Regions from separate parts of the Homo sapiens genome. Here region 1 is linked to region 2. A link is a loop called in an ENCODE intact Hi-C map of the cell type or tissue named here. Cell type or tissue: Calu3. All regions are shown on one strand. Links, peaks and the distances in the headings refer to the core of each region. The heading gives the core; the rest is flanking DNA. Region 1 overlaps LRIG3-DT (LRIG3 divergent transcript). Region 2 overlaps LRIG3-DT (LRIG3 divergent transcript).

Region 1 (8,153 bases), core at 2,836-5,335, 95 kb before region 2:
TCCAACACATGTCACTGAAAAATGTTTGCTAACTAGTATATACAAAGTCCTCCTATGGTTTAAAAAGGGGAGAAAACCTAACAAAAGCGAATAGAGAAACTGGCAAAAGGCATGAATAAACATTTCACAGAAGAGGAAATCGGAAAAGTCCATAAGCATATGAAAAGATGATAAACATCATTAGTAATGAAGTAAAATATAATTTAATATATTTACATGTTAAATCACAATGAGGTATTTTATTATGCACCAAATTGCCAAAGATTTTCAAAGTCAGAAAATATCAAGTGTTTACATGGATATAGGACAGAGACTGGCTAACTTTCCGTAAAGAGCCAGATAGTAATTATTTTAGGATTTGCATAAATTTTCTCATAACTACTTGACTGTGCTGTTGTATTACAAAAGCAGCTGCACACAATAACTCACCAAATGAACATAATTTTCTTCCAATAAACCTTTATTTACATAAACAGGCAGCAAACTTGATTGGGTTCATGGCTGAGATTTGCTGATCTCTGATGTGGAGGAAAACAGAAATCACGTGGGAGTATAAATTGGTATAAACCTTGGAAATAATCTTTGAAACTAGTTTGTGTACAGTGTATCCTGGCATGTACTATATAGGAACTCCAGCATATGTACACCAAAGAGGAATGTACAAGAATGTTCATGGCAGTTTGCTTATAATAACAAAATAACAGAACAACTTGTTTTAGCCTATTCAGGCTGCTATAATAATATATCATAAATTGGGTAGCTTGTGAGCAACAGGAAATTTATTTCTCACAGTTCTGGAGGCTGGGAAGTCAAAGATCAAGGTGCCAGCAGGTTCAACATCTGATAAGGGCCTGTTCACAGACAGCACTTTCTCACTGTGTCCTCACTTGGCAAAGGGTGGGAGTCCCTCTTGGATCTTCTTTATAAGGGCACTATCCCATTTATGAGGGCTCTTCCCAGGTGACCTACCACGCTCTCAAAGGCCTCACCTCCTTGTATCACTACATTGGTTATACACATTCAGATTATATGCTATAGCATGATACGGTTAGGCTTTGTGTTCCCGCCCAAATTTTATCTTGAATTATAATTCCCATAATCCACACTTGTCGAGGGAGAGACCAGGTGGAGGTAATTAAATCATAGGAGAACTTTCCCCCATGCTGTTCTTGTGATAGTGAGTGAGTTCTCACGAGACCTGATGGTTTTATAAGGAGCTCTTCCCCTTCACTCAGTTCTCCTTCCTGCTGCTGTGTGAAGAAGGTGCCTTGTTTCTCTCTAGCCTTCCACCGTGATTGTAAGTTTACTGAGGCCTCCCCACCCATGCAGAACTGAGAGTCAATTAAACTTCTTTCCTTTATAAGTTACCCAGTCTCAGGTATGTCTTTATTGGCAGTGTGAGAATGGACTAATACACAGCATAACTCACATTATATCATCAGTAACATGGATAAATGTATTTTGTAATGTTGATACAAAGAAATGCTATGCAACAGAGCTAGACGCAGTAATTCCTGGATGCATCTGAAAAACATAGTATTGTAAAAAAGGAGTGATCACCAAGGAATATGTACAGTATGAGCCCATTTGAATAAAGTACAAATAAACAGACAACACTAAAATACATATGTGTGTGTGTGTGTGTATATATATGTATATATAATTTGAATCACATGCTATGTGACCACACTAAATTGAGAAGCAAGACAATAATTAGTACAAACTTTAGGAATGTGTTCACCTCTTGGGGGAAGGACAGACTGAGATCTGGGAAGGCCAAACAAGGGCTTCTAAAATACTGGGAATGTTCTCTTTCTCAGTGAAGTTAGTAGACCTTTAGTTGTTGGTTTCATTTTATTCCTTAAATGCTAAGTATGTATTTTATATACTCTTGCATATGTGATATTTTGTAACAATATATCAATTCAACTGCAGTCTGAAATCAAATTAAATTACGTTTCAGGAAGATCACTCTGGCAGAGGTATTTGGTACGAACTAGAAGAGGAGGAAAGTAGTGTCAGGAAGACTAGGTTAGGAGAATATTATAGTATTCCCTGCATAAGGAGTGGTAGTCATGTAATTTGAGAAAAAGGAGTGCCTTTAATAAATGTTTTGAGGTAAGGATGTAAAGATATTAGGTAGAGGTGATGGAAAGGATAGATAAGCCTAGGAAATTATTGTTGTTGTTGTTAACAATTTGGACCTTTTTAAAAATAGTTTTTGAGTACTTAATGAAAATATTTAAGAAAATGAGAGGAAAAAGCTATTGGAGAACTTTAGAGTGATCTAACCAAGTAATTATCCCTCCAAAGGAGCCTAAATGAAATGTTTACTTGAATGAACACAAAACAGAAGAAACAAAACAAAGTCTTGTTGTAGCAGTTCCCGAGGAAAGTTGAAGAGCATTTATTTTGATATAAAATAATGAAAGAATGGGTCACATTAATAATATCTAATGAATAAAGACCAAATACCTGGTACCATGCAATTAGTAGCTACTTAGAACATGAAAAGGTAGGGAGAAATGTTATCAACTTACATGGTGGCTAAGCCCTGGGTTCAAATCCTAAGTGATCTTTGGCAATGTTTTGAGAGTTTCTAAGGCTCGGTTTCCAATCTATAGAACAGGTATAATAGTATCTATTTCAGACAGTTTTTTGTGAGACTTAGTGTTTTTAATGTGCTCACTAGATCGCATAGCATACAATCAAAATATAAGTGACAAGAAAAATACAATGACTTTACATAATTAGCAACAATTGCGCTATTAAAAAATAACTGTTAGGTTTCTTTTTCTAATATCATTTTGGTTTGTTTCTAAAGTTTTTATAAGTGGAACTATCAGCCACTTGGGTTTTCTGCTTTGTTTTGCTGGAATTGCTCTCTTCCTCTGTCACTTTAACGAAACATTGGCTAAAATGTTGACTTTGTTTTATCTCATGCCTTGATACATTTCCTTATCTTTCAGTGACTTTTGAAAGGGTATATTCACTTAGTAAGGCTAGTTATAATTTCACAGAAAATGTCTTTCTCTCCTGTGACAGGGGTGTATTTTTAGGAAAAATAAAAAGTAAGTATACATCTTACTTCTAGCCACCTGCAAGAGAAAAATGAGTAGAAACGGGGTGTACATGCATTTAAATTTTGCTACTCCAGCTTCCCTTTCCTGTAGGAAACTCAGTTATAGTTTTAAAAAAACAAAAGAATAGATGAAAAGAAGGAAATGGAAAGCCCTTGGGGGAAGGAAGAATGTCACCGTTTGGAGTGAATAACTTAAATCGGCTACTGATACAGCTTAAGTTGAAGTTGTCGTTGCTTTTCCTGTTTTATTTTTTATAGGGTACATTCAACCTTTAATGGTTCAAAACTTATTTTTTCCACTTAATAGTAAAAACTATAAAGTCATGTCTTAACTGTATGAATGGGGATTACTTTAGGATTTTTTAAAGAGGCATTGCCTTGGGAGAAAAACACATATAGTCTTCAAGGTGAAACTTAAAATATTACCTTTAAATTCTTAATTATATTTTATGGAGATAATACTTCAGTCTTACTTGACTTTTGAATTAGATTGTTTAACACTTGGGGATATACACAGCTGCTATAAGAAATTAACTTTAGAAATATTTTAAAAGAAAATTGGAAAAAGAAAGAAAATGAAAATTTGTCTTCTCTATGAAAACCTAAATCTCTGTAGTCATTTTCTCAAACTGATCCAGCAGTAATATGTTGATTGCCATATTTGTAATATTTTGTTTTTTATTTTTATATTTAATATATATTTTTTAAGACAAGGTTTCACTGTGTCGCTGAGGTTAGTGTATAGTGGCAAGATCATAGCTCACTGGAAGCTCCAATCCCTGGGCTCAAGCGATCCTCCCTCCTCAGCTTCCTCAGTTGCATGTGACCACACCCAGCTAGTAATATTTTAATAGTAAGTTATGAATCACCAAACTATATCTATATAGTGCTTTAGTTATAGGTAGTTTTGCTATGTTTTATAAAAGAAGACAAGTTAGGTTTTCCTAAAGATATAGCCAGTCTTTTTCCTTTTTGGGGGGTTAGTGGGGGTGAGCTAATCACTTCTATTTATAATTTGCTTTCATTCACTTGCACTTCTTATATAGGTTTTCAGATGTCAACCTAAGTAAATACTGAAAAAAAGAAAAATCAAATACATACATATGGAAAATCAGAATCATTCTTATGAAGAAACTCATTCATTAGAAAAATTTGAAAATGGTTTCCTACCACTTCCTTCAAAACTAGGAGAAAATAAGTGGTGACCAAAACCGTAAGACTAGAAGCATGGATAAATTCAATTAGCAATTAAAATTTTTTTTCATTTTGGTAAAATCCAGTCAAAGTAAGTTATAGACTCTTAAACTAAATTATTTTAATACGCATTTTGCTTTTTGCCTGTTACGTAGACAGGAGCCAACCTCAATGTCAGTTTGGTGGGATATGAATCAGGTAGTTACAGTGCCCACAGCTCTTTCTGTTGGTGGCATGAAATGTAGTGAGCTGTGGACTGAGTTGTAATCCTGTTTACTCAGGCTATTTACTATCTCCCAATGATAAAGGATGCAGTAATACCCAAGACTGGCAGAAAAACACAGGAGTGTGAGTAAATAAAACCAAAAATGAGATGTAGGCCCAGGCTTATTAACCCCACAGCAATGAAAAGATGACGACAGAGTCTAGACTTTACTCTCCAAGCCTGATAAATGATTATAATGGCCAGTACTTTTCAGTGTTTGCCATACCCTAGACCTGGAGTCTGCTACCCCTGGGCCATGGACAGGTAGCAGTCCGAGGCCTGTTGGCAGCTGGGCCACACAGCAGGAGGTGAGCGGTGGCTGATGGAGCATTACCACCTGATCTTTACCTTCTGTCGGATCAACCTTGGCATTAGATTCTCACAGGAGTTTGAACCCTATTGTGAACTGTGCATGCAAGAGATCTAGGTTGCATGCCCCTTAGGAAAATCTAACTCATGCCTGATGATCTGAGGTAGAACAGTTTCATCCCCAAACCACCTCCTTGCTTCCTGTCCTTGTAAAAATTGTCTTTCATCAAACCAGTCCCTGGTGCCAAAATGGTTGGGACCACTGCCCTAGACACTTGACTAAGAACTTCTTCCTGTTTTTTTTTTTTAGATGGAGTCTCGCTCTGTAGCCCAGGCTGGAATGCAGTGGTGCGATCTCTGCTCACTGCAACCTCCACCTCCCAGGTTCAAGCAGTTTTCCTGCCTCAACCTCCCAAGTAGCTGGGATTACAGATGTGTGCCACCACACCCAGCTAATTTTTGTATTTTTAGTAGAGACGGGGTTTCACAATATTGGCCAGACTGTTCTCGAACTCCTGACCTTGTGATCCACCTGCCTCAGCCTCCCAAAGTTGCTGGGATTACAAGGGTGAACTACCATGCCCAGGCAAGAACTTCATATAACTTATATTGTGTCTTGTTCCTCCTGATAATATTGTATAGTAATTACTCTTATTATTATCATTCCATCAATGGGGAAACTGAGGCCGAGTGAAGCTAAATAAATTTGCTTAAAGTTACAAGCTAAGTAAATGAAGGAGCTAGCTTTTGAACTTAGAAGCAATACTTTCTTTATTTTTCCATAAGTTATTGGGGTATTTGGTTACATGAGTAAGTTCTGTAGTGGTGATTTGTGAGATTTTGGTGCACCCATCACCCAAGCAGTATACACTGCACCATATTTGTAGTCTTTTATCCCTGTCCCCCTCCTACTCTTCCCCCCATGTCCCCAAAGTCCATTTTATCATTCTTATGCCTTTGTGTCCTCATAGATTAGCTCTCACATGTCAGTGAGAACATATGATGTACGGTTTTCCATTCCTGAGTTACTTCACTTAGAATAATAGTCTCCAGTCTCATCCAGGTCACTGCAAATGCTGTTAATTCATTGCTTTTTATGGCTGAGTAGTATTCCATCATTCATATATATATATATATATATATATTATATATATATATATATACACACACACACACACACACACACACACACATTTTATTACATTAAGGTATGTCCCTCGTATGCCGATTTTGCTGAGAGTTTTAAACATAAAGGGATACTGGATTTTGTTGAATGCTTTTTCTGCATCTATTGAGATGATCATGTGATTTTTGTTTTTAATTCTGTTTATGTGGTGTATCACATTTACTGAATCGCATATGTCAAAACATCCCTGCATCCTTGATATGAAACCCACTTGATCATGGTGGATTATCTTTCTGTTATGTTATTGGATTTGGTTAGCTAGTATTTTGTTAAGGATTTTAGCATCAATGTTCATCAAGGATTTCAGTTGGTAGGTTTTTTTCTTTATACTTTAAGTTCTAGGGTACATGTGCACAACATGCAGGTTTGTTACATATGTATACATGTGCCATGTTGGTGTGCTGCACCCATTAACTCGTCATTTACATTAGGTATTTCTCCTAATGCTATCCCTACCTCCTCCTCCTACCCCACAACAGGCCCTGGTGTGTGATGTTCCCCACCCTGCGTCCAAGTGTTCCCATTGTTCAATTCCCACCTATGAGTGAGAACATGCGGTGTTTGGTTTTCTGTCCTTGTGATAGTTTGCTCAGAATGATGATTTCCAGCTTCATCCATGTCCCTACAAAGGACATGAACTCATCCTTTTTTATGGCTGCATAGTATTCTGTAGTGTATATGGGCCACATTTTCTTAATCCAGTCTATCATTGATGGACTTTTGGGTTGGTTCCATGACTTTGCTATTGTGAATAGTGCTGCAGTAAACATATGTGTGCATGTGTCTTTACAGCAGAATGATTTATAATCCTTCGGGTATATACCCAGTAATGGGATGGCTGGGTCAAATGGTATTTCTAGTTCTAGATCCTTGAGGAATCACCACACTGTCTTCCACAATGGTTGGACTACTTTACAGTCCCACCAACAGTGTAAAAATGTTCCTATTTCTCCACATCCTCTCCAGCACCTGTTGTTTCCTGACTTTTTAATGATCACCATTCTAACTGGTATGAGATGATATCTCATTGTGGTTTTGATTTGCATTTCTCTGATGGCCAGTGATGATGAGCATTTTTTCATGTGTCGGTTGGCTGCATAAATGTCTTCTTTTGAGAAGTGTCTGTTCATATCCTTTTCCCACTTTTTCTGTGCAGAAGCTCTTTAGTTTAATTAGATCCCATTTGTCAATGTTGGCTTTTGTTGCCATTGCTTTTGGTGTTTTAGTCGTGAAGTCCTTGCCCATGCCTATGTCCTGAATGGTATTGCCTAGGTTTTCTTCTAGGGTTTTTATGGTTTTAGGTCTAACGTTTAAGTCTTTAATCCATCTTGAATTAATTTTTGTATAAGGTGTAAGGAAGGGATCCAGTTTCAGCTTTCTACATATGGCTAGCCAGTTTTCCCAGCACCATTTATTAAATAGGGAATCCTTTCCCCATTTCTTGTTTTTGTCAGGTTTGTCAAAGATCAGATGGTTGTAGATGTGTGGTATTATTTCTGAGGGCTGTGTTCTGTTCCGTTAGTCTATATCTCTGTTTGGTACCAGTACCATGCTGTTTTGGTTACTGTAGCCTTGTAGTATAGTTTGAAGTCAGGTAGCGTGATGCCTCCAGCTTTGTTCTTTTGGCTTACTGTAGCCTTGTAGTATAGTTTGAAGTCAGGTAGCGTGATGCCTCCAGCTTTGTTCTTTTGGCTTACTGTAGCCTTGTAGTATAGTTTGAAGTCAGGTAGCGTGATGCCTCCAGCTTTGTTCTTTTGGCTTACTGTAGCCTTGTAGTATAGTTTGAAGTCAGGTAGCGTGATGCCTCCAGCTTTGTTCTTTTGGCTTAGGATTGTCTTGGCAATGAGGGCTCTTTTTTGGTTCCATATGAACTTTGAAAGTATTATTATTTTTTTTTTGGTTATGTCCTTTCCTGGTTTTGGTATTAGGGTGATGCTGGCTTCATAAAATGAATTATGGAGGGTTCTTTCTTTCTCTATCTCATGGAATAGTGTCAAAAGGATTGGTACCAATTCTTCTTTGAATGTCTAGTAGAATTCTGCTGTGAATCCATCTGGTCCTTGACTTTTTTTTTTGTTGGTAATTTTTAAATTGCCATTTCAATCTCGTTGCTTGTT
Region 2 (8,153 bases), core at 2,001-4,500:
TTTTTGTTTAAAGCAATGTAGTACATTTTTCTGTAACTTGCATACAAATCATAATTGATAAACTTCCTAAGGCCTGGATATGATACTTTTTGTAAATGTGATTTAAGATTATATGGGCTTTTAAATCATCCATATCATATAAACACTGTAATTCATTCAATCACAGTGAAATTTTTCCTAATTTTCAAATGTATCTTCTGTGATAAGTATTTATAATTTCAAATTGTAAAACACAGAAATAATTTTACTCCATTTCCTAAGACCTGCCTATTCTGTATACCTGCTTTTCTTTCCTATGTTATTAAAAAAAAGAAGAAAAATCAACATCTAATAAATCGATAGAGAAAAACATGGCAGAAAATTTTCAAAGCTCTAAAGCTAGATTGTAGAGTAGGATAAACAGAAGAATAAACCAGGATTTAAACACAGTTTTCTTCTAGTAAGGACAATAAAGCATATTCCCAAGTATAGATAAAGCAGGCTGAGTGAAACCATGCTCTGAAATAATAATTAGTACAATTTTAAGGTCTATAACTGTTTCCTACTCTTATCCAACAACGGCATAGAGTGACTCTAGTCAAGTAGAAATGATGGTGTGTGTGTATGTGTTCAGTTTAAAGAGTGTTCAAGATGAAGTCCTACCCAACTCTGGTTCCATGTGGTGTATGTATGGCATGAATAGATGTAGAAATTCCCCTTCCCAGAAAGGAGAACCAAGGAGACCTGATGTCAGGGCAAGTAAAAGGCCAAATGGAAATCCTTGGGTCAGGAGTCATTGTGGACCCTGTGGGCATCAGCAGCAGGTGTAGGCAAGTGTATTAAGGCTCGGGGAGCACCAGTAGATGCAGAGGGAAAAGAAACCTTCGCCTAAAGGTCAAGTGCAGCAACACAGCTCAGTGAGACCAGTGAGGAGCTGAGGACTGAAAATGTCTCAGGGACCTCTCACTCCTGCCACCATAATGATTTCTAGAAATCTCATTGCTTAGAAACTACTTGGGAAGAAAGGAGAAGGTGAAGGGATGGGAGATAACCAAGAAAGCATGTGCACTTAAATAGACCAAGTTAATCTGCAGAAGGCTAAGCTTGAAACAGAAGTAGAGTATGTTACTTAGAATGGGTCTTTTTTTCCATTACTGTTCAAAGAAATAGGGGCTTATAATTAGATTTCATTTCCTAATGTAATTACATCTTAAATTATATCTGATTTATGGTGTGTAAATTTTAAAGCCACTTTAAATACAGATACTTGATTTAAGAAAGTGACATGTACAAAGTCAGATGAGGGTTTGAGAGGGGAGAGCTCACTTATAGTTGGGAGCTTAAAAGGCGACATTTGAACAAAGCCATAAAGGATGTGTATGATTTTTAACAGGAGAGAAAAGGAAGAGTGAAGAAGGGTATTTTAGAGGCATGATGCTGGAGTAGAGGAACAGGGGCAGCAAGGGAAAAGCAAGAAGCTTGTTGGTTGGAGGATATATATGTTGACAAAAGCATAAAGTTTCAAAATTGGAAAGGACTTTAGAAATATAAATTTTTGAAATCTGGTCTTCTCATCTTACAAATGAGAGCTCCATAATGTCATGCTCACATTGATAGTGAGGTTTAGTCTTGGCTCTCGTCACCAAGCACAGGTGAGTTCTTGATTTTCTACAACACCCTGCCAGGATTTCAGAGAGGAATAATGAAGGCTGTTATTTCACTGGCTCTGCTAAGTCACTGAATGTTTATGAGAGGATTTTAATGAAATCAGTCTGGTTGTAGAGTAAAAGGAAAGACTCAGGAAAGAAACAGATAGATTAAGGTCCAAGAGAAGTGCAGTTGTTTAGGGAAGAGGTCACAGAGCTAGGGTGGAGCAGTTGAAATAATTATAATTTTTGGATGATAACTATCATTTCTCACTAGGTTATTTCTTGAGGTTCTCTGGTTTTCTAGTGCCTAGAATAGTGTTCAGGAACCTTGAATGGACTATTTAATGAATGAGTGAGTAAACGCTAAAGTTAGTGGCCCTTCAGAAGGAAGTGTAAATGAAAAAAAAAAATACTTTTGTGTGTCCTTTATAGAACTTTTGTGGCTCCTTCAAAGGAGAAATGTTGAGTTTGAAGGAGAAATGTTAAGTTAGTTTGGACCTACTGGGTTTGATATAGAGCAGTGTATTCTACGTGGATTTCTCAATCAGGCCATTGGAATGTGGACCTGGAGCTGTGAGAAAGGTTAGGACTACAGATTTATAGATCTTGAAAAAAAAATCAGAAATATGGTGCCAGTGATTTTAAAGCTCTACACAGGGCTCTTCACATAACTAGCAAAATGAAAGCTGGTCCTTCTCTCAGCAAAGTGGACTGTGCCCTCCACTGAATATTTAGAACTTTCCTGTCTTAGATGCTGATCTCTCTTTCTGTGTTTTTTGTTTTGTTTTTGGGTTTTTGTTGTAGTGTTTTTCAGCACACATGCGAAAGTTCAGTAATCTTAACTCAGCGGTCATAGCTAAATCTGAAACTGAATAATGTATGGGTGTGGTGCTGTTTACTGGAACAAGTGGTTTATTTTATTGCCTAAATTTCAAATCCTTTAATATGTTTCCTAAGAAGTCATCTGATTTGGAAAATTATTGCAAAAATAAAACTGAAGAACAAGAACTAAACCTATGTCAGCCAGTTGAAGTGAATTATTCTGTATCTGTTTTTCTAGAATACATTTACTAATAGGAAATCAGTGTCTACCAATCTATACTAAATAAGTGTTGAACAAATATTTAAGTTATTAGTTTGAAGATGTGCTAGCATTGTAGCCTGCATGCCTGAGTCCTGCTCTTGATAGGGAGAAAAGAAAGAAAGAAAGAAGTGAATGAAATGAATAGTAGCCCACAAAGGAAGTTCAAGGAAAGGACTGTTTTTATGTTTTTTGAAGATGGGAGACCTCACATCAGCAAACAGCATTACAGCTATTGTCACATCCCAGATGTTTATTGTGTGGAATTAATGGCAGCAATGAGTGGAAGTGTTTTAGGCTTACTTTAACGTCACAACCCCCAGACTATGGATAAGCTGAGAGGCTTCACAGATCATCCTTTGAGAACCACCAGTCTGATGGCATCAACATTGACCTTGATGTCAAGGGACTCGCATTCTTGTTATGGTTCTGTCTGTGGCTAACCATATGTCCTGGGGAAAGTCATTTAGCGTCTGCTTTGGTTTCCTGTCTGAATACCTGACCCTTCCTGCTTTATGGGGATGTTGCAAAATGAGTAGAGAGAGGGTATGAGAGAATGCTTTGTATTCTTATAATAAAGGTGCTCTGTGATTCTAAAGGATTATTATTAATTCATCCAGAATAAAGAGTATAAACTAAGCTGAACAATAAATAGACCTGATGAAAGTGCTCACAGTTTCCTGCTTTGCATAACACACATCTCTGCCTTGGCTGCTGTTAGCACCAAATGATTCCAGCTACTTGTTCCAAATGTTTAATCAGTGATTTTCTGTGATGGCACATTTGGTAATGTTTAAAAGAATGTGCATAAAGATGAAACAAATGTTATCTGGGACAAGTTGATCCAAGGATAGGAGTTTTATAATTAAGAACAGTATTTTACGCACCACCACCACCACAAGCACCCAAACAACTGATTAAACGATGGAACAGTAACCAAGTGCAACCTGATGTTGGATTAAGATTAGCTCCATAAACAGCCAGCAGCAACATGTTAGCCTACAAAGGACTGAAGAATCTTGTGGCAAATCTTTAATTTGTGGCTAATGACTTAATCGATCTCATGCAATTTCAAAGTCAGAAAAATTTGAGGAAACAAATATATGAGAGGTTGAAGACCCAAAAATACAAGCCTTGCAACTTAAACCCTCAGCAGTTAAATTTATATTTAACAGTGATTAAGTATTGGGATCATATAAGGGGCCATAATTTCATCAGGAGGCATGAAAATGGCTATGTTCACTTTTTTAACTGAACTAAGCAGATTTAATGTTTTCCTAAGAAAGGATGCGAAATTCAACTGTTAGCAAGTCACAGATTATTCTAGTTGGCTTATGGTGGACTAAATAGAAACTTATTTTTAAGGGAGTGAATAAAAACATTTTTATTGGATACTTTCTATACTATCCCTGAATCTAAAAGTTTGTGATTTATAGGTTAACTATCCAAATTATATAAATATGAAAATTTTCTCCCTAAACTAGTTCATTAAAGAGTTAAAATGAAATTAACAATCTGACTCCTGCCTTCAGTTTAGCTTCATCTCCAGCTGCTCCTAAGAAGCCCAGCCATCAAGCCAACTGTGACAAGGTTTCTGAAGCTGCCGTGATTTTATAGGGGGTTGCCTCTGCCTGGAATGCCCTTTTCTTCCCCTGTCTGGCTAACTCCTGCTCAGGCTTAGAGAATCAAATCATCATTGCTTCATCTGTGAAGACCTCCACAAGCCCACTCTCACCATCTCTGCTGCATCACAAATGAGGTCTGTCCTCTTCCTTTATGTTCCCAGAGCTTTATACATTTGTCTTTATTTTACCCTGTATTGACTTTTCTAAACTTGCCTAGCCTCCCAACCCTATAAAGCTAGAGATCAATAAGCTATATTTTCAGTTTTTGATCAACCTTCTTCTCTGTCTCTATCACACACAGTTTCCTTCTGCAATTTTCATCTCACTTTCTTCTAGATCTACCCAGTATTGCAGACTTTGGGCTTGTTTCTTCACCTTAGTGTTCAATTTAGCCTTTGAATCACTTGATGCATTTAACTCAATTTCACTCTGAAGTGGATCTTTCTGCTTCAGTCCACCTTCATTGTGATTTCCTAGTCTAGCCTGAACTCTCACCTCTAGCACCTAAATCTACCTTGGATCTACTCGAATCCCAGTAGGATAGGGATGGAGGTAGAAAAGGCAGCTAAGGCATAGCTATAATAGCTAGTTACTTGTCTGTCTTCTCCAATTGACTACAAGTTCTTTGAGGGCAGGACTTTTGTTATTTTAATCTTGGCATCTAGAGGATCTGGCACAGTTCCTAGTACATCGTAAATGCTTGATAAATATTTATAGAATATATACAATTTATGTATTTTTAAAATTACTAAAAGGGAAATAAAATTTATTTATTTGCCACTTATTAATTTTAAAATAAATACATAAGAATTATTTGTTTTATTAAATAAATAAATAAGCTTCATTTATTTGCCATTTATTAAATGACAAACTTGGAGCATGGTATTACTTTGATATTTTAATCACTCCATTAGGAAATGTATTCTTCAACCAGGACAAAGTACGTTTATTTACAAGGAAGCCAGATGAAAGTATATAGATATATTGGTCCAAATGAAGCCCTCCTCTTTCTTCTCTCTGTTCTTTGCCAATGCAGGGGCATTTGATAGCTCTGAGAAACCTACTTTGAAAGCCTACTAGTTATCTAGCAGACTGATTTTCCTGTTTTTTAGTTCTTTATTTGTAACCTGTCACCATCTAGAATGGGGAACTCCAACATGAAGGCTGGCCTCTGGTTTACTTGCTGAGGAGACTAGAATCTGGCCCACAAATTCAGATCCTTCGCTGGCTTACTATTCCCTGTGAACTAAGTTCCTAGATAGCAGTGTCCACCATGCTGATCACTTATATCCCCAGCATTAAGCACAATGTCTATAACACAGTAGATGCTCAATATATGTATTTGTTGAAAGAGTTAATGATAACCTCCAGGGCTCTTGTTTGCCAAACATCTCCTGCTCTGGGTCCTTTGTCATCGGCCATACCCAGCCACTGGGAGACCACTATTCCACTAGGCAAACATTGCATCCTGCACATGCACGCAGACCATCTCTGAACTTTGTATGCTGTATCTGGTGCATCTGGCTGTGCTTTCTGAGCCGATTTCTATAGTCAGTGCTCTCAGTACTGGTTCCCTCTAATGTTCTGGGTTCAAATCACAGGCTACCTATCTCTTTGTTCCCCAAGCCCAAAGTGGTTCATTAACATCTCTTGTCTGTGATACTCTTTTTGATACTGAACATCTCTTAGCACCCAACTGGCCCACCAATGCTGGCTGAATGGAATTAAATTTAAATTTGCATGGCTGCGTGCTCCTCTCCCTGTGTTCTCAGGGACGGTGCTCAGAGGCCCTCTGATGAGATGGGAGAAGAACCTGTCATGGGCTAGGTTCAGGCCTCTGCATGCTGCTTGTGCAATCTTACAGATTCTTCATAAGCTTTGGGATAGGCCAGTTCAACAGGAACCCATGTCCTTAATAGGAAGTTATGAATTTTAACTAAGGTTAAGATTAAATTAATAATACATTAAACCAGATCTGCTTCCTAATTATCATTCTAGGTTGAAGCAAGTTTTTAGAAGTGAGGCAAAGTCAATGATTTCATTCAGATTTTGGATAGCCAGAATTCCAGGAGACCCAGACTCTTCCCTCCCACCTCCCTTCCAAGTCACTCCCTGCTGAAATAAGCCATGGCGGGAAAAGTTGTATTGTCTGTTTTGATATAATTTTTAGATCTCTTCTTCCTAAGTTCATTAAAGCTTTTTTTCCCCCTCCTGTAACAGTACGTTGTTAGCCTTGGGGTTCTGGCCAAGTTCCAATTTGAGCAATTAATTTTATTTCAGTGCTCAGCCCTCCCTGAAGTTTCAGACAGGAAAGGTGCGTTCTTTGTCTTCCTCAGCAAGTCACTCCTGATGGTGAAGCAGCTGTTGCTGCCTTCCCAGAGGAGAGAAGGTTGAGAATTGGTGAGAAAGCTTCCTGGCTCTTTGAGGGAGCTGCTTGCAGAGTGATCTGGGACAAAAGGCATCCTTGGGAATGTGAGGCTTTTTTTCTTTTTTTTTTTTTTTTTAACTACAGCAGTCTCCAAGCCATCCATCACTCCTCTTTTGAACCACTGGCTTAGCACAGAACAAAATGGGAAGTGATTGTGTTTTCTTGAAGAGCTGTTTCTGAATGTGATGGCTTCCTTTGAAGCCCAGTCAAAGGGATGTTTTTATTTTGTTTTTGTTTTCCTGAAATCCCACCAGTTTCCCTCACCTCCTACAAGACCTCACACCACAGCCTACCATCATGCCTGATACCTAAGTAGCTGCCTTCACAGCTAACAAAAGACAAAGAAAACACAGATGCAGATTATTCTAAAGGAGTAAGTTAAAGAAATGAAAGGGGCTTCCTTTTTAAGTTCAAATAGCAAAAGCAACTAATATACTTTGGAAAGCACACGCGATAACACAACACCCAAATTCACTTGGAGAGGTTCCCTGTGACATGCTCTAACAAGTCAGAAATTCAGTAAGTGTAGTTATATCCTGCAAGTGATTTTGAAAAGGTGTAGAGAATAACCCTTTCTAGATGCATACTCTATGTTTTACTTGGCCCAGACAACAGTGTTTGATGGAATGATAATTGGATGTTGATGAAAAACATCAATCATCATTGCATTGTGACTTGAGTTATATTTGTTTAATGTTAAACTTTCAGTTGTGAAATAAACCATTCCGGCTGGGGAACAGATGATTTTGTTTCTAAAACTTCATTCTTTCACTTATTAGGCAAGAGTGAGTCATTCCTTATAACAACTGGGCTTATTGAAAATTCCAGAATTACTCACACAGGTTTGAAGCATTTTTCATGTAAAGAAAACATCCTTTTTTTTTTTTGGTTGCTGACTGTAACTATCCTTTCTAAAGCTCATGGTTCTGGTACAGCCCTATTGCTAATACTGTTATTGTCCAGGCATGCTTTATGTATATTTGTATTCTTCCAAAACAGGTCATCTATACTGTTCTGGGATCAACTACCTTTGTATTCATTTCTTAGTGGCCAATGTCAGCCTCACAAACATACATCTCTACATGCAAACAACTGGTTGCACTCAGCTCCCTCCCAGGTTTAGCCACAATGTAGGAGAAACACTATCTCCTCACCATTTCATTCTTTCCCTTCCTGAGTCATTCCCTGTGGGGAAGCACCAACAAATCCTCACTCTTGTTTTCACCAATTACAAGTCAGTTAACGTTTTATCCCATAGATCACTCTCACATATAAACACTCTGCCTTTGTCAGTTGGTTCTGGATTCCCTACCATGTCCTTACTCCTTTTCCACCATCCAGGGAAATCATTATCTCCATCATTCTATTCACTGCATCATCAGGGATCTTAT

The links. Hi-C counts contacts between places; a loop is a spot of excess contacts. Peaks named below come from ENCODE experiments on the same cell type or tissue, not always from the same donor. Only the 100,000 strongest peaks of a DNase experiment are listed, where the experiment ranks them.
Region 1: it touches region 2 in a loop (3-fold over the local background); 1 of 110 quality-filtered maps calls a loop at or near these places.

What each region holds. Positions count from the first base shown.
Region 1 is chr12:58,938,661-58,946,813 of GRCh38, forward strand. All of the region lies in intron 2 of LRIG3-DT (LRIG3 divergent transcript), which reads left to right. Among named protein-coding and RNA genes, the nearest start is that of LRIG3-DT, 22 kb to the left of the region's middle. In Calu3, for the core only: no CTCF peak of the experiment used is centred there; a DNase peak (open chromatin) is centred at 3,861.
Region 2 is chr12:59,034,049-59,042,201 of GRCh38, forward strand. All of the region lies in intron 2 of LRIG3-DT (LRIG3 divergent transcript), which reads left to right. Among named protein-coding and RNA genes, the nearest start is that of LRIG3-DT, 120 kb to the left of the region's middle. In Calu3, for the core only: no CTCF peak of the experiment used is centred there; DNase peaks (open chromatin) are centred at 3,153, 3,433 and 3,523.